Linked DNA regions of Homo sapiens: region 1 is linked to region 2. The links are chromatin loops, found by intact Hi-C in ENCODE. Cell type or tissue: PC-3. All regions are shown on one strand. Each heading gives the region's core, and the rest is flanking DNA. Links, peaks and the distances in the headings are about the cores only. Region 1 overlaps FOXO3 (forkhead box O3). Region 2 overlaps FOXO3 (forkhead box O3).

What was found. Peaks named below come from ENCODE experiments on the same cell type or tissue, not always from the same donor. Only the 100,000 strongest peaks of a DNase experiment are listed, where the experiment ranks them.
Region 1: a loop joins it to region 2, with 2.3 times the contacts of the local background. A loop is called at or near these places in 2 of 110 quality-filtered maps.

What each region holds. Positions count from the first base shown.
Region 1 is chr6:108,602,686-108,618,376 of GRCh38, reverse strand. The region is part of intron 1 of FOXO3 (forkhead box O3); the gene reads right to left. It also overlaps the pseudogene SUMO2P8. Among named protein-coding and RNA genes, the nearest start is that of FOXO3, 50 kb to the right of the region's middle. In PC-3, for the core only: no CTCF peak of the experiment used is centred there; a DNase peak (open chromatin) is centred at 8,986; H3K27ac peaks cover 2,078 bases.
Region 2 is chr6:108,667,512-108,683,202 of GRCh38, reverse strand. It overlaps FOXO3 (forkhead box O3), which reads right to left. Exons shown (of 3, transcript NM_001455.4): 3 at 1-3,376. Among named protein-coding and RNA genes, the nearest start is that of LINC00222, 76 kb to the left of the region's middle. RefSeq lists a silencer at 9,263-9,557. In PC-3, for the core only: no CTCF peak of the experiment used is centred there; a DNase peak (open chromatin) is centred at 9,392; H3K27ac peaks cover 2,811 bases.

The DNA of each region.
Region 1 (15,691 bases), core at 4,591-12,590, 65 kb after region 2:
CTGTGGCTCCTGGTGCTGCTCATGTGCTCGTTCAGTGTGGACCTGATATCTCTTTTGTGAAGCGGCAGCTGAGGAGAAACCGGTGCTCATCATGGCTGACAAAAAGCCCCAGGAAGGAGTCAAGACTAAGAACAATCATATTAATTTGAAGGTGGTGGGGCAGGGTGGTTCTGTGGTGCAGTTTAAGATTAAGAGGCATACACCACTTAGTAAACTAATGAAAGCCTATTGTGAATGACAGGGATTGTCCATGAGGCAGATCAGACTCTGATTTGACCGGCAACCAAATCAATGAAAAAGACACACCTGTACAGTTGGAAATGGAGAATGAAGATACGATTGACGTGTTCCAACAGCAGATGGGAGGTGTCTACTGAGAAGGGAACCTGCTTCTTCATTCCAGAACTCTGTTCTCGCAGACCACGATTACCTTCTCAAGTAGAAAACTGCAATTTGGTTCCAATACATCCCTGACTACTACAGCATAGTTTTCTCTGTTTGTTCATTTCCTCCTTCTCCATTCTTTTACTGTACATAAAAGTAACTGGTATATGTGCACAAGCACACTGCATTTTTTTTTTAACAGCCAACGGTATGTTTTGATTGACATCAAGTGGAGACGGGATGGGGAAAAACACTGATTCTGTGAAAACACCCCCACTCTCCATTAGTGGCATGCTCATCCTGCTCTTCATATTCCAGTAAGTTATTTTGCTCTGTTTTAACAACAACAAACAAACAAACAAAAAACCCATAAAAATCCTTGCATACCTTGTTCAACTGGAGAATTTTCATGTTTTTAATTGATCACTGTAAAACCAAGGACAATTTTATAACTTTTTTGTATGTAGCTGTTATATGTAGGGCAATCTGTCTTTATCTAGGGATAAACTACTCTAAAAAAAAAAGAATCCTATATAGTTTTCTCTTTAAGTCAAGCGTCTTACTGTTTAAATAAACTTCTTGTTTAATATGAAAAAAAAACTATGTAAAATTCACAATGCCTGGTATCCAAGTAAAAATTACCAGGCATAGCAAAGGAACAGGAAAATATGACCCATAAAAATGAAAATAATCAATCAATTAACAGACCCAGAAATGAGACAAGATGATGGGACTAGCAGACAAGGGCACTGAACTAGCTATTATAACAGTGCAGCTTCTTTAAAAAACAACTTGGCAGTTCCTCAAAAGGTTAAAGAGAGTTACCACATGACCCAGCAATTCCCTCCTAGGCATATACCCAAAGACATTAAAATAATATGTCCACATAAAAACTGGTAACAAATGTTCACAGCAGCATTATTCATAATAGCTAAAAACTGGAAACAATTCAAATGCCCAGCAACTGATGAATAAATAAAATGTAGTATATCCATATAATGGATTATTATTTAGCAATAAAAAGAAATTAAGTACTGATAAATGCTACCAACATGGATGAACCTGGAAAACATACTAAGTGAAAGAAGGCACTCACAAAGTACTACCTATTATATGATTCCATTGATATGAAATGTCCAGAAGAGTCCCTATAGACTGACATTTCATATCAATATAGGCTGAAAAGGAGTGGGGTACATGGGAAATGACCGCTAATGGATACAAGGTTTCTTTGTGGGGTGACGAAAGTATTCTAAAATTAGATTGTGGTTGCACAACAGATAGTTGCACAACTCTGTGAATATACTAAAAACCATCAATTTGCAAACTTTAAATTGGTAAATTATATGGCAATGTGAATTAGGTCTCAACAAAGCTGTTAAAAAGTTATAAATATGGCTGGGCGCAGTGGCTCACACCTGTAATCCCAGCACTTTGAGAAGCAGAGTTGGGAGGATTGCTTGAGGCCAGGAGTTGAGACCAGCCTGGCCAACACAGCGAAACCCCATTTCTACTAAAAAATACAAACATTGGCCGGGTGTGGTGGCTCACGCCTGTAATCCCAGCACTTTTGGGAGGCAGAGGCGGGTGGATCACAAGGTCAGGAGATCGAGACCATCTTGGCTAACATGGTGAAACCCCGTCTCTAAAAAATAAAAAAATTAGCCAGGCGTGGTGGTGGGTGCCTGTAGTCCCAGCTACTCGGGAGGCTGAGGTAGGAGAATGGTGTGAACCCACGAGGCGGAGCTTGCAGTGAGCCGAGACTGCGCCACTGCACTCAAGCCTGGGCGACAGAATGAGACTCTATCTCAAAAAAAAAAAAAAAAAAAAAAAAAACCTTAGTTGGGCGTGATGGCACATACCTGTAGTCCCAGCTACTCAAGAGGCTGAGGTGGGAGAATCGCTTGAACTGGGGAGACAGAGGTTGCAATGAGCCAAGATTGCGCCATTGCACTCCAGCCTGGGTGACAGAGTGAGACTCATTCTCAAAGGAAAAAAAAAAATTATAAATATACTCTATGTAGTAAGAAGGTAGAGGGAAAAAAGGCAGGAAATTGGAAGATACAAAAGAAATAAACCCAGTGGTACTTCTAGTAAAGAAAAATAAATTTAAAAATACACTGGATGGGATTAACAGCAAATTAAACATTGCAGAAAGATCAGTAAATTATAAGACACAACAACAGCAACTAACCAACTAACCCAAATGAAGCACAGGGAAAGACTGAAAATGAAATTGAGAGTATCCAGTGATCTATGGGGACAATACTAAATTGTCTAACATATGTGTAATTGAGATCATAAAAGAAGAGGAAAGAGGGAGAGGATGGAAAAAAAATCTGAAGAAATAATGGCTGGATTTTAAATTTTTTTTATAAAAAACTATAAACACTCAGATCCAAGAAAAACTCAACAAACTCCAAAAAGAACAGATGTAATTAAAGAGGGCACATCACAATAATAAAAACCAGTGATACAAAAAAAAAATACTTAAAAGCGGCAGAAGAAAAAAGACATTAAGAGAAATATAGAATGAGCAAATCACTTTTCAGAGACTATGTGAGACAATGGAGGAACATCCTTACTAAGAGAGGGAAAAAGCTACCAATCTAGAAATTTATACCTATTAAAAGTGTCTTTCAAAAACGAAGATAAAATAAAGACTCTTTCAGGCAAACAAAAATGAGAATCAATGCCAGCAGTGGTACATTCAAAGAGATATTTTAAAAAGTAGTTTCATCAAGCAGAGAGAAAATGATACCAGATGGGCATCTGAACTTAAAGGAATGAAGAGCGGGGAATGATCAATATATGAGTAAATATAGACAATATTTTCTTATCTTCAATCTCTTTAAAAGATAATGACTATCTAAGGCAAAAATAACAATATATTCTGGGGCTTATAACATACATGTAGAAGAAAATAGCACTAAGAATAATAAGGGAGAAGTGGCTGTATATTGTTTCAAGGATTTTATACTCCATGTAAAGTGGCAGAAGATTGACTATCATCAGTTAAAGATGTGTAAATCCTAGCGCAACCATTAAAAAATAACAAAGAGATGTACCTAATAAGCCAAGAGTGGAGATAACACGGGTTCATTAAAACCAAACAAAACCACCTAACTCAAGAGAAGGCAAGAAAAGGGGGAATAGGACACAAAGAACAAATGGGACAAATAGAAAACTAATAGCAAGATAACAGATTTAAACCCAAATATAATTACATTAAACAAAATGGTCTTTGAAAAAAACGCAAAAAATAAAAAACAAAAAAAAACCAAAACATCAACAAAAAACCCTCCAAATAAAAGCCAGAGATTGTCAGATTGGATTAAAAAACACCCAACAATTTGCTATCTGCATGGAATCCACTTTAAATATAAAGACACAGATAGATTAGAAGTACAAGGAAAAAAGATCTGCCATACAAACAGTAGTCAAAAGAAAGCTGGAGTAACTATATTATTAACAGTTATTAATGAACAGATTTCAACAACAAATACTGCCAAGGATGAAGAGAGACAATTCATAATAGAAGAGTCAATGTATCAGGAGGATATAACAACCTTAAATGTTAATCTGCCTAATAATAGATTTTCAAAATACATAAAGCAGTATACAATTATTATTTTTCAATTAAAGTTTGTTAAAAACATGAAGCAAAATCTAATAGAATTGAAGTAGACAAATCCACAATTACAGCTGGATATTTCAACATTCCTTTCACAGTAATTGATAGAACATGTAGTGAGAAAATGAACTTGACTAACTTGACCTAATTCACATTTATAGAACAAATCACCCAAAACAGCAGAAAACACATTCTTTTTAAGTACATGGAAAACATTCAATAAGATAGACAATATTCTTGGCTCATAAAACAAGTCTCAACAAATTTAAAACAACACAAAACAGATTCTCCAACCACAAAAGAATTTAGTTAGAAAACAGTAATAGAAAAATATCCAGAAAATCCTCCAAATACTTGGAAATTTAAAAATTAACTTCTAAACAAACTGCAGACCAAAGTAATTACAGGTAAAATAGAAACAATTTTGAATTGAATGCAAAAACAAACTTCACTGGATGCATCTATAGCAGTTGTAGCAAGGAATGTATAGCTTTCAACATTTATATTAGGAAGGAAGGTCTCAAGTAAATGATCTAAGGTTTCACCTTAAGATGCCAGAAAAAGAGCAAATTAAACCCACAACATGCAGAAGAAAAGAAATAAAAGATTAAAAGAGAAAAAAAAAATCAATGGAAGTAAAAACATAAAAGTAACGGGGGAAAAGTCAGTGGAAGCAAATGTTAATTCGTTTAAAAGATCAATGAAATTGCAAGGCACTAAACAGATAAGGAATGAGGGGGAAAGGGAGTTAAGACAAATTATCAACATCAGGAATGAAAATGAAATCACTACAGATGATATATCTATTAAAAGGATAATAAGAGAACATTATAAATGACTTTATGCCCATAAATTAGACAACTTAAATAAAATGGGCAAATTCCTTAAAAGACACAGACTACCAAAACTCATTCAAGAAGAAACAGACAAGCCAACAGCATTGTATCTATGAAATAAATTGAATTAGCAGTTAAACATTTCCTCACACACAAAAAAACTCCAGGCTCTGATGGCTTAACTGCCGTTGAATTCTACCAAACATTTAAGGAAGAGATACTACAGTGCTACCAGAGCAGAACAGGGAACACTTTCCAACTCATGTTATAAGACCACCATTACCCTGGTACCAAAAACAGGCAAAGATATTATAAGAAATGTATAGATCAATATTCCTCATGAAGACAGACACAAAAATCCTTAACAAAATTTTAGCTACTTGAATCTCATGGTAACATATCAAGACCAGGTGGGATTTATCCCAGGAATGTAAGGTTGGTTTAACATTGCAAATCAGTCAATGTATTTCATCATATTAAAAGACTGAAAAAGAAAAACCATCTGATCTTCTCAACAGGTGAGGAAAAAGCATCTGACAAAATTCAATATCCACTCATAATTTAAAAAACAAAAACTACTCAACACATAGGAATAGAGAAAACTACCTCAGCCTGATAAAGGAAATATGTGACAAACTTACACCTAACATGATACTTAACAGTGAAAGACTGAATGCTTTCCCCTTAAGATGAGAAAAATGGTAAGGATCTCTGCTTTCACCACTGCTATTCAACAATGTATTGGAGGTCCTGGCCAGTGAAATAAGGCAAGAAAAAGAAATAAAGTGTATACAGTATATATTAGAAAGGAAGAAAAAAAATTTTTTTTTTATTTTTTTTTTGAGACAGAGTTTCGCTATTGTCACCCAGGCTGGAGTGCAATGGCACAATCTTGGCTCACTGCAACCTCTGCCTCCCGGGTTCAAGCAATTCTTCTGCCACAGCCTCCTGAGTAGCCGGGATTACAGGTGCCCACCACCACGCCCAGCTAATTTTTGTATTTCTAGTAGAGATGGGGTTTCACCATCTTGGCCAGGCTGGTCTCAAACTCCTTACCTCAGGTGATCTGCCCACCTCAGCCTCCCAAAGTCCTGGGATTACAGGCATGAGCCACCGCGCCTGGCCAGAAAACTCTATTTATAGACATGATCATCAATGTAAAAAAATCCTAAGAACTCTACAAAAAGGGTATTACAACTAATACATGAGTTTAGCAGTTACAACATTAAGGTCAATACACAAAACCCAATTAATTATATTTTTACATACTAAACAAATGGAAACTAATTTTTAAAATATCATTTACAATAGTATCAAAAGATGAAGCTCTTGGGGATAAATTTCACAAACAGTATGTAAGAATTGTATTTTAAAACATATAAACACTGCTGAGAGAAATTAAAGATGACTAGATCTAGAACAGTACAAATGATTTTGAAAAAGAACTAAATTGGAAGAGTTATACTACCTGACAAAATAAAGCTACAGTAATAAAGACCAATGTAGTATTAGTATAAGAAAGAAAACATGCAATCAATAGAACAGAGGGTCTAGAAATACACGAAGGTGTCAAGGAAGTTCAATGGATAAATGAATCCAGACTCATACAAAATATTAAAATTATCTCCAAATGGATCAAAGTCTTAAATTTAAGAGCTAAAACTTAGCTCTTTAGTTGTTAGGACACTGTTAACAAAATGAATAAGCAATCCACAAACAAGAAAAAGTACTGGCAATACTTATTTCTGATAAAAGACATGTATTCAGAATACATAAGAAATTCCTAACTAAATGGTGTGAATACAATCCTTTAAAAAAAAAAAAAAGGCAAAAGATTTCAATAGACACGTCACCAAAGAAGATATACAATTTACAAATAAGCACATGAAAAGATGCATAACATTATTAATCATTAAGCAAATGCAAATTAAAATTACAATGAGGTATCTACCACTACATTATACAATGGAGAAAAGTAAAAATACTGGCAATTACATGTGTTGGAGAGGAGGTGAAACAACTAGAACTCTCATACATTGCTGGCAGAAATGCAAAACAGTACATTCACTCTGGAAAACAGTTTGGCAGTTTCTTATAAAGTTAAACATACACTGCACTTACCACCCAGCAGTCCTACTCCTAGGCATTTATCACAAATACATGAATAAATACATCCCCAAAAGTCCTGAACATAGATATTAATAGCAGTTTTATTCATAACTGTAAAAAACTGGAAACAACCCAAATGTCTATCCCCTGGTGAATGGATAAAATATTCCGGTATATTTCTATAACAGAATATCCATACAACAATGGCATACTTCTCAGCAATTAAAAGAATGAGCCACTGACAAAAGGCATGGATGAATCTCAAATGCACTCTACTAAGTGAAAGATGCTAACACAAAGGGCTACATACAGTAATGACTCTACATTTATACGAAATTCTAGAAAAGGCAAAAAGTAGCTCAGCAGTTGTGGGTGGGTAGGGGGAGGGAGAGGGACTGATGAAAATAAGCCATGAGGGAATTTTTTGTGGCGATGAAATGTTTGAAATGTTTTATCGTAATTGTGGTGTTATACAACTGTACACATTCACTAAAACTCAAATTTTATACTTAAATTGGTAAATTTCAGTGTTTTCAAATTACAACTCAATAACTACGATTGTTTTCCACAGGTAATTTTCAAAATAAATCACCAGTTTCAAAACAGGGAGGCAATTTTATGTCACTGTAAAATTATCCAAATGCCACAAAAACAGCAGGATTATAGGAAAAGAGTTTTTATCCTTTCTGGGTTACAAGATGTGGAGGGAGGAAAAGGAACAAAAGGTGTGGGCGATAGGAAAATGGGGAGGGCTGCTCTCTGCACTGTTTTACACTGTATTTAAATGCCTCAGACTTCACCCAGTCCCTGTCCTATCACTTCTATCTACTTGCAAAGACAACAGAGTATGAATGCGTTCTCTCTCTTAAAAACCAAAACACAGGGGCACACACAAAACTCAGAAAGCTCCACTGTTTTTTCCTCTTAGAGCACAAAGGTGAAGAGGCTCAGCCCATGAAGCTAAGCGGTCCAGTCCCATGACTTTCACTTGTACTTAAGAACACTGAATCCTCTCCTTTTAATTCTATTGAGTTTCTTGTGAGGCAAATTTTCCTGTGGCCAGTTTACTCTGAGTTCCTGATAAGGAGTCCAGTTATTAACAGAATCTAAGCAATTTACAGGACTCTTAGACTCAGTCCTTTTATTTTAAAATTACAAAAACAATACCTATAATATTGAAGAATATTAAAATAAAGAGGAAAAAAATCAAGGGCTCTCCAGTGAGGAAATAATTAAATAAATTATAAATCCATTCAACCCTTGTCCTATTAAAGCAACGATTTTAAATAGCCATTGTAAAGCCTGTATATGGGGAGGGGAAGGGGAAACAAAGCAAAGTGCAAAAAAAATCTCTTACTGCAGCCAAGCAAACAATGCATGCATATATGGCCAAATCTGCAAGGAACTCAGATAAGAGGAGTGGTGACAGGTTTCCCCCAACTGTTTTCTTTTCAAAAATGTACATATGTGTGCATGTATGTGTACATTTAAAAAAAATTCAACAGGCACATCTCCTGAATTTAATGAAAAAACTCTAGTCTAGGCAAAAGGAGCCCTGTTGTCAACAGTTAAGTCCTCCAGGCGTGTTAGCAGCATATTCATACGTGTAAAGTCCTAACTACAACTCAAAGACCTGTAATGATATGTCCTGAAGAAATGAGTGAGAACACCAAACTGCTTTCCAGTTAAAGAGAGGTCGCTTTGTTGGCACAAGTGGCTAACCCAGAAACACAAATACCTTAGCCTTAAAAGCGATCCACAGCGTTATATACAAAGAGAGATGCAGCGAGAAACAAACTCACAGGCCTATCTGATGCTCAGTCTTCCTGCTTCCCTTCTTAACAATACCACCTGCAACCTCAATAGTGTCTTTTCATCACCACCTGGAAAGCTAATAGGCCAAATCGTATTTTGGCTGATTTTAAAGCTAAAGAGATCAAGAGCACAGCTTTACAACTTTGCTCTAGGTGACTCAGATACTAAACATCTAAACCTGGCCTAGAACCCAGGCCCATCAGCAACCAAGTGTGTAACATCTTGGTGCCTCTCCCACAATAGCAGACAATGCCCTCAGTCACCACAACCATGACTTCTCCAGGAACAAAGTGAAATCTGTCTAGTCTCTAAACACTCACTGAAATAAAACCTTTTGGAAGTGACGTGACAATTCACCATTTATTTGGGGAGTAAGGTTAAAAATAGTAAGGCTTAGAGATAATCCATTTACTCAGCTTACCAGTTATAAACCATAGCTTTACTGAATGTGAATTACAACAGGCTGATCTTAAAGACCTTTAAGAACTAACCTCCGATAACCTCTTCTACATCATGTCCTCTGGTAACTGTTCATTTGGATTAAGGCGAAACCAACCAAAGCTATTCTTAATAGCTTGAGGTCCAGCTCACAAACCTCCACAGCTGGCCAAGTACCGTAGCAACCTCAGCGTTAACAAAAGGAAACAAGTTCTATACTGCTGAGCATTAACTGCTTAAGCAACTGTCCTGAGGTTGAAACAAATCTGTCCTGGGAATTTAGGGCCCGTTTTCTGGACTCTGGGAGGGGAGGGATAGAGAAAAATAAAGTTAAGCTTTCCCCTACCCTCTCTCTGAGAATAGGATATTTCTTCAAACTTTCTGAAGCGTTTACTATTAGAAATGTGAAACCCTGTAAAAGTACCAAAGCCAAAGAAGAGCCTTTAAATTGTTTTCCACTTGTAACCACAATGGAGTAGTTTTCCAATAAACCCAAAGGTAGCTAAACAGGATCCTAAATGGTACACTCTGTTCAGAAACCATAGAGTTGGCTCTTTGGTTTCTGATATTTGGTTTCCTGGTTTCTGCCAGAGTATTTTTGTTCCTGGATTTTGTTTTTGATAGAAAAACTGCAGTAGCACCAGAAAAGAGTAGTTGTTTTTTTTAACCCAAAAAGTTCTGCAAAGTTCTCTGAGTATCCCTCTCTTTAGGACTGTGCCTCCAATCCAGTTCATGTTCCATTTCCCTCTGGGGACAAAAGACAATTCCCAGTTAGAAATTAGCCTCTTTGGCAGAACTACTTGTAAGACCAGAAAATAGGCCAGTGATAGCCAATTCTCAATCATCTTTAAATAAAGTGAGAGCGTCACTTAATTTATCCAAGCATCAGTTTTTCAAAGGGCTGAACTAGAGATCTCACTCAAGTGTTCTAAAGATGATTCTGAGTATAGAACAGACACTTCAGTTTGAAACAGAGAGAAACTTGAGGTGATCTTAAGGCCCACTGGGAGTATGCATATGAATTTGCACATTACTTCTGATGAATAAAATGAGGGAACTGGACTAGAATTTCCACCTGTCTTTCAACTCTACCATTATATGATCCCAAGGTCCTTGGAAATGGCAGTAAATAGGGCAGGACTGAAGGTTAGACCTGCCACCAACTCCCCAAATGCCACTGCTCTGAAGTAAGAATCTGGTAATTATAAAGATTAGTTCTTCCAGGATAATAATCTACTGTTAAAGAACATACATTTCTATTAGGATGGGATCTCCTTTAGGCAGGGGGATTTTATCTTTTGTTCACTGATGTATTTATTCCCCAACCCTCTAACAGGAGCTGGCACACAGTAAGCATCAATAAATATTTATTGAGTGAATGAATAAATTTTGTCCTTAGCATCTGAAGTAAGCCATCCAAAGAATATAATCTGCAAGTCCCTAAAGGCAGAAGGATGCTTATATTCTACTACATGTCAGCTGGCAGAAAAATTAGGATACAGGGACTCCCTCAGACTTTAGAGACTGAAAAGAATGTATCCATAATCATCTAGACATCTAAACAGAGCAAGAAAAACAGGGTTAGAAACAAGCACATTTTACAATTCCATTTTCAAAACATGTAACCTTTCCAGGATCAGAAAAGAAAATATCAGTGAAGCAAGTTTCTGAAGGGAGTACAGAAACTCCTTCTTCTTTTTTTTTTTTTTTTTTGAGATAGTCTCGCTCTGTCACCCAGGCTGGAGTGCAGTGGCAGGATCTCAGCTCACTGCAACCTCCGCCTCCCAGGTTCAAGCAATTCTCCTGCCTCAGCCTCCCAAGTAGCTGCGATCCAAAGGTGCACGCCACCACACCCAGCTAATTTTTGTTTTAGTAGAGATGGGGCTTTGCCATGTTGCCCAGGCTGGTCTTGAACTCCTGAGCTCAAGTGATCTGCCCTCCTTGGCCTTCCAAAGTGCTGGGATTACAGGCTTGAGCCACTGCGCCCAGCTGAAATATTATTCTTCTAAGACATTTCAATTTGGGATAAAAATTCTTTCATCTCCTAAGTACGACCTTTCAGGTATGAAAGACAAAACATACAAGTTAATAATTAAAAAGTCTATGAGTTCTAAATTCCCCAAGTCTGAGAAACAGTGACAACACCTTGCTCCGAAATATCCTAATATCCCAAGGGTTCATTTGTTTTTACACATAACAAAACAAAAACAAAAATAAAAACAAGAGACATCTGGTGGCAGGACAAGCATTGTCTTCTTCAACTTACTCTGCATCTTTATGGGACCCCCATCCTCACCCCCTCCTGTCACATCAGGCATCAAAAATGAAAATCACACACAACAGTGGTCAAATAGCTAGAATACATAAGGCTTTAAAAAGAGCTGTGCAAGGTAGCATGTGCTAAAGGTGATCAAAATATACATTTTAACTATTGAAAACAGGTAGTCCTGTCACTAAACTCTTGGTAAAAGCAGAACAGGCTGGCAAAAGGACTAGAAAAGTTTGTCAGTTCCTGGCTTTCTGAACCTGCTTGTTCACAAGGCTGCTTGCTTCCTGGGAAGAGAAGAAGAAAGTTTTTCATGCAGTCTCCTGTAGATAAGCCTTAATCATAGTCTGGCAAGGCTGTGCAGACACTTGGAACTCGAGAAGACATTTTCTCTTTTTCTCCTTCTGACTTTCTGTTATACCAGTGGCATTGCCATGTGTGTCAAGAACCCAAAGAGTTTAGGGGGAAGGGGAGGAATATCACAATTGCAGAGGCCTGATTACTATGCAGAAAACACCGCCCTACCAGACAGACTTGCCAACAAACCGCCCTTGGGAAGGGTACAGTCTATGGGGTGAACAAAGGGGCTGATATACTGTGGAACTGGATTCAGAGAGACCTCCTTATCTCCAAAGCTTCTGGATTTCTAGGCAAGAGCAGCAATTAGGCATTAACTGACAAGAACATTATTTACAACAGGGAAGAGGTTCTGATGAGTCTCCCAGCATACTGTACAGAATTCCAGTCTTCAAACCTTTAATACCAAATTAGTTGCTTTCTCATACTGCCCCACCTCTTTTAAATTATAATTGTTCTGTTTCGCACCAAAGTTTCTTTGTGGCACAAACTATTTTAATTTACTTGTAACTCTTACATAAAAACCTCCAAAGCATTTTACCAATGACAATTTGCAAAGCAATTAACTATCCAGGATCACATGCTCACATGACAAAATAAAACTTTTTTTGGTCTTTTGAGTGATTTGAAAGCACTACATTGAACAAAATAATTGGATCTTGTGACTTCTCCCTTCAACCTAATTTTCATCTAATTTGCTGTCCTACATGCGAATTTGCCTCATGCTGCATTTCCATGCCTCCCTCTCAGAACTGTTCAGCCTCCTGGCCTGTTCCCTTGCTTTATCTAAGCAGGTAATCAAAACAAGAAACATCTTGATATTCCCTGTGCTAACACAAAACAAAACAAACAAATCTTTCCCTTCTAGGATAATTCTAATCATCCCTGAACCATTTCTGAAATCAGACCTGTAATCCCACTCTTTATTTACCAGAAGTGTCATTTGAGGCAAGCTTTTAATTGATCTAGGCCTGTTTCTTTTTCTGAGAAATGAGCAACTTCCAAGGTATAGATTAGAAATACTGTATGTAAAAGACACAGTAGTGTCAGACACATAGTGAATGCTCAGAAATTATTAATAGTTTTCAAAATCGCAAAAATAAAATGAAAAAAAATAGTAGGACTGGGCGCGGTGGCTCACACCTGTAATCCCAGCACTTTGGGAGGTCAAGGCAGGCAGATCACAAGGTCAGGAGTTCGAGACCAGCCTGGCCAATATGGTGAAACCCCATCTCTACTAAACATACAAAAATTATCCAGGTGTGGTGGTGGGCGTCTGTAGTTCCAGTTACTCGGGAGGCTGAGGCAGAAAAACTGCTTGAACCTGGGAGGCGGAGGTTGCAGTGAGCTGAGATTGTGCCACTGCACTCCAGCCTGGGTGACAGAATGAGACTCCGTCTCAGGGAAAAAAAAAGAAAAGTTAGTATTAGATATAAGGATACCCATGATAAAGAGTGTGACTATGAACTTCATTTATCTCAACTAAAAAGTTTATTTTGGCCTAAGCAACATCTTAAGCTTAAAAATAAAAATTAATAAAGCCAAGAGGCCACATCCTGTGGTGGAACAGTATAAAGTAAATTTGCAAAACAGAAACATTTGACTTCAAATACCTTTTTCTCTCTTCTTATAGGGCCTTTACACTCCATAAGTGAGCCAAGTCACAAAACGGGAAGGCTTAGAATCACCAAACTCATGACATTCAGATGCCCCACGTGAAGGCATCTCCATAAGGATAAACTTAAGCTTAGACAATCCTTCAAATACTTAAAAAAGGGTCCAAACCAAACAAACTGAAAAGCAAAAAGCAACAAGGAAAAAAAAAACCCAACCTTCAAAAAGTTGAGGGGGCCTGAAACATCCAAACTGGCTGTTTTCTTTGGCTGCATTCACTGGTTGTTGTTCAAATTCAGTTCTAGTAGAGACTCTAACACTGTAACACTTATTTCTTGTTAAAACATAATAATGAACAAGAAAGCAAACTGATTATTCCTTGTTCACAAATGTCAGTGTCAGAAGTAATATTACATACTAATAAGTCATATAACATTTCTACTCATTTCAGGCAAAGGCACGTCGCTGTTAAATTACCTTTAAATTCGAAAAGAAAAAAAATATATCAGGAAGTTCTTCTACACAATCATCCAAAGGTATAATAAGCCATAAAAACTTAACCTGCCACTGAAGAGGGCAAAGGAACCCAATGACTTTCACCTCATTTAGTCACCAAGAAATGTATTAACAGTGCGTACTGTCGTTTTCCAGTTTTTCTTTATTACTTATTTCATTCACCATAATTCCAAATTTTAATGACCATATCTTTCCTAAAATATCTACATAAAAATCTTGATTATTTAAGAGTAAAAAGTTGGTTTCTCCTCTAGCTACTTCTGACCTCTTCAATAAATTGTGCCTGATGCTGCCTCCTTTCCTTCCAACCACTCACATTAGAATCCTTTTAGTCAAAGTAGTCTGAGGCTGCAGTTGTTTGCAGGATGTGATCATCCTCAATACCATATTATTTCAGAGTAGCTTAAGTCACCATTCCTAGGCAATTTCATAGTAAAAAAATTATTCTAGGAATTCCTGGACCTATAGATATTTCCAAGATCATTACAAAAATACTTCTTTTTAAATAAAAAAAAATTGTCTAATGTACCATGCTGGGAAATTTTTATTTAAAAAATAGAACTAAACTCTTGAGCTTCAATAATGCTGTCAGATAGATTCTCAGGGCCTTCTACTGCCCTCAAGGAAATGATGGCACACCCTCAGTTTGGGAAAGGCTGTCCAGGATTAGTTCAAAGAAGATGCTCTACCCAAAACCCCAACAATGATTCCCTCCTCTCCCCATTAGCAGAGTCCTATCCTCTTTATATCAAGTTCCTCTGGAAATCAGGTTATATTTAATACCTGGAGATCCTCAACTTGTTCTTCAATACTGTATTTTCTTTCCTAGGCCAAAATGTGCGTAAATTTTCTAGACACTTAAAGTTAAAATCACCAATACCATAAGAATCATGATAAACTGGAAAATATGACAAGGAAAAAAAGGAGGGTCCTTTATCATCCCCGAGAAAGTGAAAAGTTTTCATGGCTGATGCTTTACTTGATCCACTTGTTTAATTACACTCATTAGTCTTTAGCTGCAAACATGTAGAAGGTACTTGAATGACTGAATGAATAATTGATTATAAACTTTTAAAAAGAGAAATGCCAGATTCTGCTAGTCTCCTTTATTCATTTATTTGTAAGAATGGGATCCTTCTTTGTCACAGGACACTAATTCAGCACCAGAGAAGTTACTGAGCACAACCTCATCGAAGTCATCCTACCTTCTACTGAAGTGATGAACAGTACAACCATTTTTTGCTGAAACTGGCCTGATTCACCTTAAAAATGGTACCACAGGTAAAAAAGAAAAAAAAAAACTACAGATGAAAACACAAAAAGTGAGGGAAAAAAAGTCTTACATTGAATGAATGTCAGTTTGCCATATTCCACCAGAAAGTAATTTTCAATCCAAAGATTTTTATCTCAGAAAATATAGTATATTTTCCAAGTTTTAGTAGATATGTTATTAACCCTATCTTATTCCTTTCAAAGTTACTGCCTAGTCACAGACAGAAACACTAAAACACTTCAGCATAAAGAGGGAAGAAAAGTATCTCCTACTCTACCTTGTCTTAGCAGTTCCATTAAAAGACCACTTAACTCTCAGCTCTAAGAGCTTCAAAATAGGTTCCTATAATACAAAACACACAGAAAGACACATGTACACAATCATCTATATTGCTTATATTAATCGGCCTTTATAAAAAGTTATCCACATCTATTATAAAAAAATAACCT
Region 2 (15,691 bases), core at 4,620-12,619:
CCAAAAACAAACACAAAGTCCGCCTTGTACTACACATGTGTGACTGATCCTCCCATTAACAGGAGTGACAAGCTTCTGAATTTTTAAAATGTGTTTCAGCAATCATATTGCAGAGGAAGCAATAAAGGAAACCAAGCTCAGATTCATTCACAGTTAATGGGGTACACTGAGCCTGGCAGCCAGTTCTCATGCCAGGACAGTGAAGGCTTGTGATAAAGCTCTTTCCTAGCTTTGGTAACAGGTATCAGGTTCTGGAGCCCTGGAGAGAACAGCAGATCCCAAGAGCGCATGTCATGTTTTCAACATTAGGTACTCTTCTAATTTCTCATCAAAAAGTAGGCGGCTCCCTAGAGCAGCTTATTTAGAGGCCAAGGGTGGCCTCGGATAGTTCTCATCATAAATCAAACATTACAGCTGCCAGGCCCCTTGAGGCTAAGCATTCTGCTGATATGCTCCAGATCAGAAAATTATTGTTAGGGACCTGTGACACTCACTCAGAATGTGACATGGTGGCCAACGGCTGGCCTGTCCTGAAAGCAGGGTCTCAACATAAGGGGCAGAGGGCTCTGGCAGCACCCCTGCCCACTTCAGAACCAGGCTAGTCTCTGGGGCCCTGGCCTCTCTGCAGGTGGCTGAGGGTGAGGGTGCCGGGACCCTAGACAGGCTTCACTACCAGATTCTCGGCTGACCCTCTCCAGGGGCTGGTGGGTCTCGCAGTACTGATGCTGCACTTGACTTTACCCTGGTCTCAGCTCTCCACAACACTCTACATGTAGATGCTGTTTTAGTTACTTGAAAAAGAAAAAACAAAACAAAACAAAAAACCAAAGCATTCCCTCTTCATTCTCCTGATCTGTTTTGTGCTGCCTTGCCCTTGTACCTTCTCTGTCCCTTCCTCAGCTGTTTCAGATTAAATGATAATCTGGTTCTAGGACATTCTGTAAGACATTCTGCCTGAAATTCAACAAACGCTAGAAAAGGAGAATAAATGAGATACCATGTCTGAAAAGAATTCAACATTTTAAAGTTGAAACACATTGGAGGGTTGCCTTTCTCACTCCCAAAGCAGCTCCCAGGGTCTGTAAAACTGCAAAGGTAAGTAGCTATTTTGTTAGTCACTTTGCATGTTTCTCTGAACTCAGAAGTTCTCAGGACCCTAATGCTGGAAGCACTCTGGAATTCTCCTATCCCCCCACCCTTTTACATCTCGCTCCCCACTCTAGCCCCCATGCTACTAGTGCCTCTGCAATGCATCCCCACACAGGGCAGCATCCCTTAGGAAGCTTGGAGAGGCAACCCTCCTTCACTGCTACTGGAAAGTTCTTGCATACAGCACATTACTAAAGAATCCAGGAAGTGGCTAGCATTATTATAAAGGAATATAGTAAGCAAGTCTGGCTCACTGACAAGCAGACCATATGAATAGAATACATACTTAAAAAAATTACACATACTTTAAAAATGAAGATTATAAACATGTAGCAGTTTAGAAAAGGCAATGTGCTACAGTCTACTATAACCACAATTGCACAACAATTTACAGATTCAGTAAAAGGCAGGGTGAAATCAACAGGGCCATCGCTCAAACATGGCAACCCAAGCGAGGCAGGAGACGTGTGACAATACCAAATGGAACTCTCATTATGCTAGGAGCTGTGATCACCACCAATATCACCCCCAGAGGAGTTATAAAGCCAAGGCGCACAAGGGGGCCCCTGGTGGCCGGTGGTGTGTGCAGGGGGTTGGGTGGCACGTCTGTGTTGGTGCCCACTGTCACGGTGCAAGCATCAGCAAGAACTCAAGCAGGGAAGTCTGTGCTGAAATACTAGCCTGTATTCCTAAGGCCCATGCATAAGGTTCCATTTTTGTACTGTACATGATAAAATATATTTATACATTTATATGCCTAATGCTTTTTATGCAAAGAAAAGAGTCTTCATATATCACTTTGGAGAAGTATGCATATACTGTGCTAATCAGAGCATCGTTATACCAATTTCTTATGTACCAAAGGTGGTCCCAACTATTCCGTCTACCAAAGAAGGTAACGAATATAATCACACTTTCCAGGTTAAACAGAAAGCACCTATACAGCACCATAACTTTTTGAAAACACAACAAAATGAAATCCATAGAAGCAGAAAAAAAAGTTAAAACTGCCCTATTTTGTACTTCCATTGAGTCACTTGTACAATTACAACCTAAGCTTATATTTAAAAAATCAGTTTGTATGCTATTGCCTCTCACTCATACACTTCTAGCAGATCAGATTATATAGCAAGGCTGAAAATAATCAAGGATGTGTATTTAGGAAAACAGTGAAGTTAGAACTGCCTCAGCATTGACTTGGGTTTTTACTCTTCGCACATTTCTCACTGCAAGCTTAATGCTCACCTGTAAGTTCATTTGTTCTGCAAAGCAAAACAGGACTTTTTTGTTTTTTTTTTTTTTCCTTTTCTTTCTCCTTAAAACTAAACCCTTTAGTGACATTTGGCAATGAGTGGAGAGCTGAGCTGATTTCTTTCCTGAAAATATCAATATTCTAGTTTCTAACCAGCAGACCAACACTGTTCACATTAGCTGAGGACACTGACAGGAAATCACAGGCCCTACTGATCTGGCACCCGTAGACTTGGTGCTGGGGTCCCGTCCACAGATCACCCTGACTCAGAACCGGAAACACACTGGGCCGGACGCTGTGCTCCACTCCTTTTGCCTATGCACGGTTCTGTCCTGGACGGGTGCACATAGCAAACAATTGTGCCATTGTTCAGTTTTTAGAAAAGGATAATTTTCTACCAAACAAAAGAAGAAAGAAAATCCCCCTTTAGTTTATGTAATTTGTTAGTTTATGGAGTTCCATGCGCTCAAAAGCTTGTGATGCTCGAACCCGGAATGGTAACTGGTACAACATTTTCTTTCTGTTTTTAAATTTGCTAGGGGAAGGACGGTTAACATTTTAACAGAAAAATACCGCAAGTTAATGCATGTGAAAAACTCAGAAAGTCAAAGGAAAACAAACACAAGAACAACACTTAAAACGTCCCATAAACCATCGCAATATTAAAACACCACAGAATGGCCGACGGGGGCTCACGGTGTGCTCTGAATGAGGGTGGGTGGTGCTGAGGGGTGCTGTCCTCCACTGGCAGGCGGCTCACCACCCTGTACAAGGAAGATTTTGCATACTTTTTAGAGTTCTGTTCCAAGGGTAAGTGCTTCACCCAGGGTAAGGGGCCATTAACAGTCTCTGCTGGGTTAGGAAAATGGCGTGGGATTCACAAAGGTGTTAAGCTGTAAACGGTATCACTGTCCACTTGCTGAGAGCAGATTTGGCAAAGGGTTTTCTCTGTAGGTCTTGTGTCAGTTTGAGGGTCTAAAGGAGGAGAAAAGAAAACCAGAGATCATTAAGGGCACTGCAACAGCAATAGTGGGCACCTGAGGGCCACCTGTCAAGGCCTTCCATCTCCCTCACCCACCTCAGAGCCCAGGGCTAGCACAGCAAAGCTGCTCTGCTACACCAGTTTCAAAGGTCTGAAATCCTAAGGACAAAGCACAAAGATTACTTACCTTATTTCTCATGTTGTCCTTATTACAAAATGCTCTGAAGTTGAAAAGCCCAAAGGGAATGGGATCATTCACTTTGGGAGATAAAGAAAGCCATATTAGGGGTGTTTTGGTGGGTCCTTTTTAGTTAGATGTTCAAGGTGCAGATAAGATTCTGTTCTAGACTTCCGGACTGAGGGATTTCCTAGGACATGGGACTTTCCATGCTAAAACAAGGAGAGCCGCTCATCCTAAGTAGATGAGTTATACTTTTCTGGTTCTTCCCTACTGGCTATGTGGACTAACTGAATTGCTTACCACCCTTTTCCACGAATACCCCAACACCAGTGGAGATGAAATGGCCACTTTCTATAAAGGCCTTAATAAGTCTGCAGTGCTGGGTGTGGGTAATCTTGACTCCCCTATTCCCCACCATAAAAAGAGTAAGTAATTACTAAGCGGGCCATCTTAAGAATTTAAGAAATGGGCCGGGCGCAGTGGCTCACGCCTGTAATCCCAGCACTTTCGAAGGCTGAGGAGGGCAGATCACGAGGTCAGGAGATCGAGACCATCCTGGCTAACATGGTGAAACCCCGTCTCTACTAAAAATACAAAAAATTAGCCGGGCGCGGTGGCGGGCACCTGTAGTCCCAGCTACTCGGGAGGCTGAGGCAGGAGAATGGCGTGAACCTGAGAGGCAGAGCTTGCAGTGAGCCAAGATCGCACCACTGCACTCCAGCCTGAGCGACAGCGAGACTCCGTCTCAAAAAAAAAAAAAAAAAAAAAAGAATTTAAGAAATGGGGTCTTGCTATGTTGCCCAGGCTGGACTTGAACTCCTGGGCTCAAGAGATCCTTCCGTCTCAGCCTCCTGAGTAGCTAGGACTACAGGCACGCCAATGCACCTGGCTTAGGAATTTGATTTTTGTATTACAAATTTGGAGAAAAAAAATTACATAACACATATATGGACAAGAAATCCCCCATAAAACACCCCATTAACAATCAACAACATTATTATTATTCTGCCTCCAATTATTATTTTGTCTTCAATGGAAAGGCACAAAAAAGGTGCTCTTAGAGCATCTGAATTTATACAAGTCTTATCAGATGTCATGTGACCACTGGGCCCAGAAAAGTTAAGGGATTAAAAAAAAAAAAAAAAGTATATTCATAGAGCTGTCTTAATAGCAAAAGGACGTGACATGACAGACCTCCAGACATAAGATTCTTTGTTTATGGAGATAGTGTTGGCAGTTATGGTAGTAAAGAAACGGCTCTAGGCCAAGAAATGGATAGAAAAGTGGTAGTGAAACAACATGAACTCGTGCTTTTCTCTCCAGACAAGGTAAATAAGTAATGAAAAAAGCATCAAAAAACTCACACACAAAATCACATTATATACATCTGCTTCTCCCACCTTTAGAGGTTGTACCGTAGGGTCATCAGGAATTCTCATGAGTGTACTGTAACTTCAATCTCTTCTGTGACTCTGCACTTGCTGGCAATCTTACCTTTCACTCTCAATGTTTGCAAACACAGCAGGACTTAGTATTTACAATGTTACATGCCCATGGTCATATTTACTTATCCTTGTTAAAGCTCCAAATTGAAGAATTTAGGTTGTTTTACTGGAGGTAGGGACAATAAAGTATAAAAAGAAGCCTCTTTCTTCTTCCTGTCTATCCCTAGGTTTTAGTTTCCCTGGCTGATGGTTTTTTGGGGCATTCTTTGCTTTGTAAAGCTACTAGATAATATTACCTTGGACTATAAAATAATGGCTTGTTGATTCTAGAGGGAGTAAAAGCTGAAGTAAATACTAGATCTCAGCATCTGTGAAGACCGTAGCTTGCTAAAGTCAGTGCTATTCTAACTACTCTACCTTGCCCTGCAAAGTATGAATGATTAGATAGCGTTTCACAGGCACAGTCCTCTGGAAGAGGATTTGGTTTTTTCCCCTCACAATAACACTTAATAAACCACCATCCAACATCACTATGTGATCAGTCATCAGGGGACTCCCATCCCCAAGTCCCCATCCTGACTTACTGTAAGCGCCGAGGGAGAAGCTGTAAAGTACTACCTAATTCAGATCTCTCTCCAGTTCCCTTGGGTATTAATTATGCAGCCACAGAAGCCAGTGCATAATGGGAAGGTGACACACTTCATTCCCCAAGTACAGAGACAGGGAGTGTGGCTTGCTCCAATGTGGGCTGGGCCAACACAGCAGGAAAGAGGACAGAGGACACCCATGAGCCCCTAACAGAGCACAATTTTGAGCAGAACAGGCCATCACCCCAAAGCCAGGAGTAGGAGGCCCATGTGGGACAGTCTAAAGCACTAACCAACCACAGTCCCCAGGCTTAATATCCATTCCTTCATCAAAAGGCCCCAATCTTCAGAGAACTCCATTATTAAAAACGAGATGTGTGAATCACCACTTTCCCTTTCTGCAGATTGGGGTTGGGGTCACCTGTGAAGCTATGTTCTACAGCTTCCGCTGAGGTCCCCCAGGCAATGCCCTCCCAGGGAGGCCTGCTCAGGAAACCACCTTGGTGCTTATAGGCTGAATTGGTAGAGGATTTGGCCCAGGTATAGAGGCAACTCTTGCAGAGGACAAATTTAATACAGAAACTCCCACTCCAGAGAACAGAAAGGCCTTTGGTTTCCTCTGTGACAGAAGGAAAACAGATTGTAAAACACTGAAAATATAGAAGATAAATGTTGAACAGAAATACAATTAACCTTCTCAGAGGAACACCAGAATCACCATTTACAATGAAAACTGGGGTAATAAAAATAATCAAAAGGAAAGCAGCAGCTCATCTGTCTTAGATTTTTAATGGCTCTCCTGTGGCTCAATGTTTGTACATGCTTATCTGATTCAATCAAGGACAGAAAGAGTAGAGGGAGCATATTAAGTGATGAAACCCAGCTACTGAGCTGGGAAAGTCAATGATACTTAGCTTGGGTACAAGTTTCATGGGTTTTAAGAAAGCTCATGTCATTCTTAAATAGTTTAAAGTATGACATTTTAGTTATACGGTTATTTAGTTAACCGTGAGATTTATGTGTATGTGTCGATGCTCTTCTAGTTTAAAAACACATCGGATTAAGGGGCCAGGCATGGCGGCTCATGCCTGTAGTCTCAGCACTTTGGGAGGCTGAGGGGGGCGGTCCCTTGAGACCAGGAGTTGGAGACCACCCTGGGCAACATGGCAAAACCCCGTCCCTACCAAAAATACAAAAACTAGTCTCATAACCCGGTCTCAAAATAAATAAATAAAATTTTAAAATGCTGTAAGAAAACACATCAGATTAAGCAAAACTTTTGAAAAGAAAATGAAGCTACAGCTGATGGAATTGTAGTTTACTCTGCAAGTACTAGGCAATATGCCAATTAACAATAAATACAAAGATGCTGTTCTGTCCCATCAGTGACTTTCATTAATAAGGGAAGACGCCCTCTCTCCCCTCCCTGCCCAATAAACAAGTTTGAAATCAATTGCTGATACAAAGAAAATGAAATGGGGAGACCAAATAAATGATGAGGTCCATTCTAAAAATATCTACGGATGCTGTCATCTGGTCTCTGGTGAGAGCAAGTCCCTCTATAATCTTGGCATCTGTAGGGAAGACAAGTTTCTGCCTAATTATCACCATAAATCACATGATACTCTAAGAAAGGGAAATGCCTCCAAAAACTACACAAAACATAACAACCCCAATCAACTTTAATCTGGGAATAAAACATAAATGTTCCTACTGCTGTCCTCCCACAACTTAATCCACTGTGAAACATTTTTCAGTAGTGTTTTTATCTTCTGGGCAGAGAAGAACAGAACAGGACCCTAATACTAAATAGGACATGGAAGGAAAAAGAGATCATAAGTTGAAACCTTCACATTCACAAATCCATGAAGGTTATCAACTGTTTTCCTAGTTAGACAGAACTAGATGATTTGAGGAAAGTTTGCCCCACAAGCAAAAATAAAGTGAAACACCACTTTCCTCACTCTTTAAAAAGAAAGATAATTTTAGCCAAACTTTCAACCCCTAGAGCAAGCTGGGGACTAAATATGGAACACTTAGGAGAGATAAGGAATTGATATTAATGCAATCTGACAAGGAAGTCTCACATGGACTCCAGGAAGACAGGGTGTAAAACACAAGCTTGACTTGTGTAAAGGCTGCCTTGCACTGCCTCCCAGTAATTCCTGGGCTTGGTCAAGGCAGCAGGTGAACCAGTCTGGGAAGGCTGGTGACAAGGTCCTCCAGAGTCTTCGCCTCCAGGACACCTCAGAGCCTAGACCTGGAGTGGACTGCCCTTCCAGCCAGCCTTTGTGCTGTGCTGATAAAACCCAAGGGAGACACAGGGAGAGAGGTAGCCATCCTCATACTTCATAGCTGAGGGACAAAGGGCTGGGGGCCACCTGCTGGGAGGCACCAGCTTTTCTGTTGCTTAAATTTAGCGATTATTAATGGCTAAAATAAGTTTAAGAATGCCCTATCTTAAACTATCTGATCTATCCCTATCAGAGATAGGGACAGATAAATCCCTATCTCTGACTTTATGTTGAGGCAGGGATTATGTTAACCAATATTTTTCACATATCCAGAGTCGACTATGAATACTAATGTGGCAGAAATATGACAGGTATTGATTTACTGTCAATAGCAAAGTTGCAGAGATTTAGTATTTTCTTAAGATTCTCAGATTTGCAAACCACGTATAATAGTATGTACACTTTTAGATTATGTTCTTTTTAAAGGCCCAGTTTTTAGGCAAAAAGCCTTTAAAGGGTGTCTGGATCCTCTCTGAATTCATGGTTATTTAACTTTATTATAATATCCAAAACCCTTAGCTGGTAAAGGCCTGTGGGATCAGGTTCCACTGTCCTCATCCATGCTTTAAGGCCCACTACTGCTTCTGGGAACAAACCCTCCGCTTGTCCGATGGGTCAGGTTCAAAGACACTTTGCCTGGACGGCTCTTCTTACCACCCAGCAAATCACCTACATGTTCAGATGGCTCCTGCAGCCCCACCTTCCCTACGCTATCCTTGACTCAATTCTTAAGTCACTCACCTAGTATCTAATCATAATGTGCCTGAAATGGCAACTTTTTCAGGGACTTTGAGCTCCTAACATGTTGAACTCCTTGAAAGCTAAGCAAAGTCTTCAAATCAAATCAAACACTTATGGAGCACCTACTACTTTAAGAGCACTGTCTGGTATCTTCCCTCGTGCAGCACATATTCCAGTGAAAGAAACAACAGTTTTCTTGATGTCCCAAGGAACCTGGTAAGTTGAAAGTACTAAATGGATGCACTATAAATGTTGGCTGAATCAATCAAAGAACCATCCTCCTGGAAGAACCCTCTCTTCCTCTTTGCCAACTCAAACACTCAGCATCCTTTCATTGCAACTGCTTCCATGACCTACTCATATTTGCCAAGAGTTAGTCTGAGTCCAGGCAGAACCTACTGCCTGGTGGGATATGACCTAGGATTTGCAGTACTTTATGTGAAAAGGATGGTTTCCAATCATTCAATTTCTAAAACTCCTATTTCTTACAGATGAAATCAATACAAGGCACGATTTTAACATTCAACTAATTCTCAAGTATTTAATAAAAGGTTTATCTTCTCCTATCCTTTCTGTACATCCCACCATAGATATCCTTACCACCAGCCCCCAAATTAAGAGTCTTGCTACTCTAAGTTTCAAGCTGCTGTCAATAAAGTGATTCACCTTTTAAAAACAATAGGGAATTGTAGTACAGGAGGAAATGTTCAGTCATCAAACATGACCTGCATATCACAATGTTTATGTTTGCTGGGTGTGACCCTATCCTGTATGACTCTTCACTGCATTTACTGGGGTGTGTGTATGTGGGGGGCGGGGCAGGGATGAATGATAGGAGTGTGCAGGCTGGGATGCCCTAGATCCCTGGAGGGTGGGTGGAAATGCAGGTGTAATTGCCAGTCCATCTCAGGGTTTAGCTACCAAATACTGAAGGGAGGATCTCTAAAGCGCTCTTTTCCTGCTTTAGATACACAGGATTCTGAGAGACAATCTAATTTTTCCAAGTGATTCTGAAACTGAAAACACAGAATCAGCTAGTTGAGTTCTACAAATAGTCCAAACCACCTGTAAGGTATGACCAGGACACACAGGTGACACAGATGGTGGCCATGTAACAACCATCACACCAGTGCCACAGAGGAACTGAGAGGAACTCCAGGGTGGCTCCACAACTGAGGGAGACAAAGGAGTGCCCTGGCCAGGTGTGCAGATTCCGGTAGTGAGGGGAATCTGCGTGTGTGGCCCCGGTGGCCCTCTTCTTACAGCTTGGCCTGCACCTGCACCTTGGTGTAAGTGCCGGCTGGGGCTGCCTCCCATGGGGCACCCCACTCCAGCCAGCAGGGCAGTCTGAGTAGAACCTGACGAGTGGGGCAGGGAGTGCTTTGGCTTTTGTTACTCGGTGGGCAGGCAGCATTTTCAGGTAAACATTAGGGTCACCTTCCAACAGGTCTATCAGTCAAGACACTTTCTGATTACTTATAACTACGTTGGGCGGTATTGCTGTCTGATCTTTTTTGAACATACAAATGACCAATGAAAGCCCCAATTAATTACAGTGGCATATACAGAAATGAAGGCCTACTGGAAATTAACTGAAAATTTCGACCTCAGAATTCTTGGACTTCTACCTCTGGCCTTCTCTTCTTAGTCACTGATTTCCCCTGAAGAATCAAGTCAAACACTCCACACAAACAGAAACACATTTAAAAAAAAAGGAAACAAAAAAATCCCACAACCTTATGGCTCAGACTTCTTGCATCAGAGACAAAGCAGGAAAAGAAGAGGGAAGGGAGACGGAGAGAAAGAAGAAGAAAGAGGATGAGAGAGGAAGAGACAGGGAGAGGGAGAGGGAGGGAGAGAGAGGAGACGTACTGACATCCAAACCTTCAATCAAACCAAGACTGTCAATTACAGTTTTAGCCTTCAGAAACACTGGAATTACCCTCTGAGACTTCGTGACTAAGTGATACTATTCTTTAATAAACGAATGCCATGGATTTTAGCAAAAAATAGGTTATTAAAAAACAAAGCCGACCTAAAATTACAAACTAAGGTCCACATCTATTACTGAGCAGGAAAGACACAAAAGACCTGCATCCCAGTGTCCAGTGGCTCTACAGGGCGATGTATTTTAGTCCCTGGCCTGGCTGCTGCTTATTTAGAAGCGCTTAGAGAAGAACAGCCTATTTTTTTTCTGGGTTTTCACTCAACTTAGAATTCGAAGAGATGTTAAGGGTACAGTGACTGTCTTTTCTGAACCTCAAATTGTATCACAGTAACTAATAAGCGATAAACCACCAGCTCTGGGGAGACCCAAGGCCAGACTACTGCCAACACCATGCTATCATGTGCCAGTCTTTCTGCTCCAAGACAGCCCTAAGAGGGACTGCAATGGCTCTTTATCTCTCTGAGTGGCTTGGGATGACCGGCATTGGGAAGACAAAGATGGCATTGCCAGGTTCCTCCCAACAGCAGGAGAGGCTCAGGCTTGAGGCTCTAAGGCAGCTGAAAAGAGCAGGGTGGGGCATCTCCTTCAGCAGGACTTGCTGCTAGCCCCTGTGGACACCGATGGGTACCCATGCTAAGCAGAGCTGAAGCCAGACAGCTGGGACTTCTCAGGCGATCCTTTAAAGATGCTAATGGAGCACTTTGGATACCACAAACAGCTCTCCTCAACACCATTTGTAGCATTAGTTTCGTTTAACAGCCCCTTTAATGAGCACCCCCAAACTGGCAGGCAGAACTTCTAAGGGACATTGACTCTGGAAATAAAAGTTCTCACACCAACAGGTAACTGTGATCCCTTTTTAATGAAAAACCCAGGGGAATCTAGTTCACTGAGGAAAACAGTCACTCTTTCTGCCCATAGTTTAAGACTGGCGTGGCTGCTTCTGGCTTCCACTATTAACCTCTGGAGCTGTTTTAAATCACAATAAACATTAAATAACATGTTTAAAAAGGTGTCAAAAGACATTAGCCCATATCAGAGGTAGTCCTTCTAGGAGCTCTGTGAGGCAAGTTTTAATTTTAACCTCATTTTATAAATAAGCAAACTGAAACTGAGAGATGAGGGACTTGACTGCAGGACACACAGCCATGAAAAAGGCAGCCTTCTGCTGCAAGTCCCACAGCTCCTCTGCCATCCCACAGGATCTCACTTAACTTGGAGTGGGCTGCAGGGGAGGCTTTTTTAATCCACAGCTCCCTCAGAGCTGAGCCCCAGGGACAGTGTGCTGAAGTGGGCGGCTCATGTCCAACCGTGATGAACTCACCAGCTCTAGAAATCAAACATAAAGTGCTCTGCAGAGCTTTTAAAAGAAACCAGCATCTGGATTCAGCCTGAACTCTGACCTGTTAGTATGGAGCTCCTCAAGTCTTAGGGTCTGTGTTTTTGTGGAATAGACCATGTGATAATGGAACAGAACCCCTGAATGCAGGGGTGTCCCAGAAAACCAGGCACATCAGGCTGCCACACCACATGCACCTCTGCTCCAACCTTGTGAGGAAGGCAGTCTTTGGCTCTACGACAAACTGTCATCGCCACTGCCACCACTTTCTCCACTAGGCCACGCATTCTTTAAGGGAGGGACCCTTTTTACCCACTTCTATCCCCTGTGCCCAGCAGGTACTCAACAGATGAACTGTGCTTAATGATTTCAGGCCTTTCTTGAGCACTTCTACCAACACGGGCCTACCACTTTGCCGGGCAGCTAGCCCATGCATGGATATGGCTGAGAAACACTAGATATATGACAAGGTCATACAAAAAACTCAGCAAGAAAGGGAGGAGAAGGGCAAAGAAGCCCTGTCTCCAAGGGGGTGCTGACTCCTTTCAGCAAAACTCTAGGACAGCATTTCTTAAGGGGGTTCCTTAGAACACTGGTGCTATGGTTTCTTGAAGAAAAAGGATTTGATTCAAGATATCAAACACATTTAGGAAACACTGCATAACATATCCTACCCTAAAAAGTTCATAATGTGTATTAACCTTTAAGGCTCTGAGAAGTTCTCTTGGAAATAATGCAATTTCTCTTTGTTTAACATGGTATTTCTTAAACTTATTTGACCACAGAATCCATTTTCCATTTCACTATCTTGAGGATCTATGACTATCTTGAGGATCTAGTATTCCGAGAAACATTTTGAGAAACATTGACTTACAGGACCTCTAAATACTAATTTGCAAAACACATTTTAAATTCATTTTAGTTTCTGAAACTTTAAACTTCAAAACAATTTGGAGGATTGGGGAAAGCAATACTTTGAAATTCAATGAACACATCAACAAAACCAGGGTGAAGCAGGTGGTGTCTCCTGCAAGGTGGAGAATCTCCATCTTGGGATGAAAGTCCAGTAAATATGTGTCTCCAAGTCAGGGAAGAGAAAGCAGTCAGCAAACATTCTCCCACTTGGCCCAAGACCAAGGAGGACCTCTAGGAGGCAATCTCTCCAGCAATGGCAAAGCGGATCCCAGAAAGCCCCCTTCTCCCATCTCCATATAGAAAGATAAGCCTGTGAGAAGCACAGGTGGCCCCTGGGGGAAGACTCTACTGATAGAAAATGTTGTTTACAAGATGCTGCTGAGCATTATGAACACTCTAAGTTATAAATAGTAATTCTGGTGATTTTCACCCTGTTTGTGTTCTACATGAGCTCTCTGGACAGAAGAGACCTTCCAGAAAGCTGTTTATAAATACAACTGCTTGAAGGAGGAGCCACTCAGGCTCTGTCTCCATGCTTAGCAGGCTGGCCAGAGGTGAAAACAGGTGCATTTTATAAAACCAACAGGCCCAGGAAGAGCAGCCTTCATGCTAAATGTCACTGCTTTCCAGGAAAAAACAGCGTATGTAGCCAGTGTACCAGCCTCTGCAAAGAAAACCCCTTTTTATGGCCATATCAATTTTCTCTCGCGCTCATCGACACTAAAAAGATCCCAACATTCTCTCCCTGAATGACAGTTCAGACTTTCGGCTTTTTTTAAAAGGTAAGAATAAAGATCCCTGAAGATGCAGAATTCTTCAGGCTAGCATACTATAACCGAAGACTATAGTCATAGGTACAAATAGCAGAATATATTCTCCAGGTAATTCATAACAGATTCATATTTATCAGATGTTACATTCCCTAAAACAGAAATATCTACATCAATAAAAAACACGATACAGTCTATATTACCTGTATTTGGTTAGAATTAGTCCTATCCCCAACATAAATTTTAAAGACATACTAGAATCACAGCATTCAAACATCAGTCAAACAAGCATCAAAGATTTACTCCTTTTGGGAAGTAGCCTACACGTAAATTCCAAATGGCTTCCAATACTGCAGCCTGCTGATGCCACACTAGTACACCACTATTTCTTTCTAGCTCTGTATCATAACATAGACTTCACCAGGTCCATTTCACAGACAAAATGTTAGGGTTCAAGTTTATTTAGTTTTTATTTTTTTTATTTTTTGAGACGGAGTCTTGCTCTGTCACCCAGGCTGCAGTGCAGTGGCGCAGTCTCAGCTCACTGCAAGCTCCGCCTCCTGGGTTCACGCCATTCTCCTGCCTCAGCCTCTCCGAGTAGCTGGGACTACAGGCGCCCGCCACCACGCCCGGCTAATTTTTTTGTATTTTTAGTAGAGACGGGGTTTCACCGTCTCGATCTCCTGACCTCATGATCCACCCGTCTCGGCCTCCCAAAGTGCTGGGATTACAAGCGTGAGCCACTGCGCCCGGTCTTCAAGTTTAAAATTATACATACTATGCACCTTTAAAACTTGATGAGGCTGTCTTCTTTTGACAAATGAGAAACCTAATATTCTACAAGATTGAGTGATGTGGCAGAGACAAGAAGTGAACCACCCCTCCCCTCTCCATCTGGGCTTTTGCTGGTGGATGCTTCCCAGTCTTTATGTAAAGTACTTTAAACTAAATATTGGGCTGCTCCCTAATGGTGTCTCCAAATGTCAAAAGATGAAGATGAATGAAAGTTTGTGAATGCAGGCATCTTTGATATCAAATTAAGGTGAGACTGAAGCTGGTTTCCCTCAGAGAGGACACATGTCGAACTCAAGAAGGCTTACCGGAAGCTCGAGCTTGCAGCACCACACCAGCTCATGACCATCTCTGCCACCAACTGTAAGCACATGCACCAAGCTTTATGAACACCTGAGAGAACACAGTGCCCTTCACGACCCAGCAGCCAGCCCTCCAAAAAAGTATGGCTATTTTTTCTTTTCCAGATAGACCTAAGGGTCAAAGAATTCTACACGTGGTCTAAAATGAATGACGTGTGAAACACCCAGCCCGCCAGAGAAGCATCTTGCTGCAGCTCCCCAGCAAGACTGCCTGTCAACTGAGCAGACCGCTCCATTAACACAAGGCGGCTCAGATTCAGCATCACATGACCTTCTTCTGTGAGCAAGCCAGGAATTCAGTCTGGAGAAACACTAAGAAGTTAAACCAAGAAAGTTATTAGAGAGCAACTCTTGGGAAGCTGGGACAGTTAATTTGAGAGAAGCAGGGTGTCAGAGTCTGACCTCAGCCTCGTTCTGTGAATTTAGGAGAGTCTTCAATGAAGTGACAGTCACAGTTAAGTTTTAAAGTAAAAAATACACTTCAGGTTGCATGTGCTCCTGGCTGCTGAAAGAACAATGGATTCTAAGCAAAAATGGAAATCCTAAACCAGAAACTAGATCCCCTCACAGCCCCCACTGTCCTTTGGATGGTTCTTTAAATGCTCTGTGGTCATACTGAGCTAGTCTACTTTCAGGAAAATTTGGTGACTTTTCATTTTTAGCTGAAGAAGTTATCTTCTCAAAACAACCTCCCCCAAAATATTCTGAGGCGAAGATGACCCTAAAGCTTCATTAGGATATAACAATGAAATGCATTATCCTCAATGCAGTCATTTATTATCATCACCAAAATCAGAGTTCACCAGATAAACTTTAAAAATCTAAGTATTTAGATCTCCCTTAATTTTCTGTACAATCCTTTAGAATTACACATATACGAGAAAGATCTGCTGTTCAACCAAAAGGGAAACCAACACTTGAAAAATCAGACAAA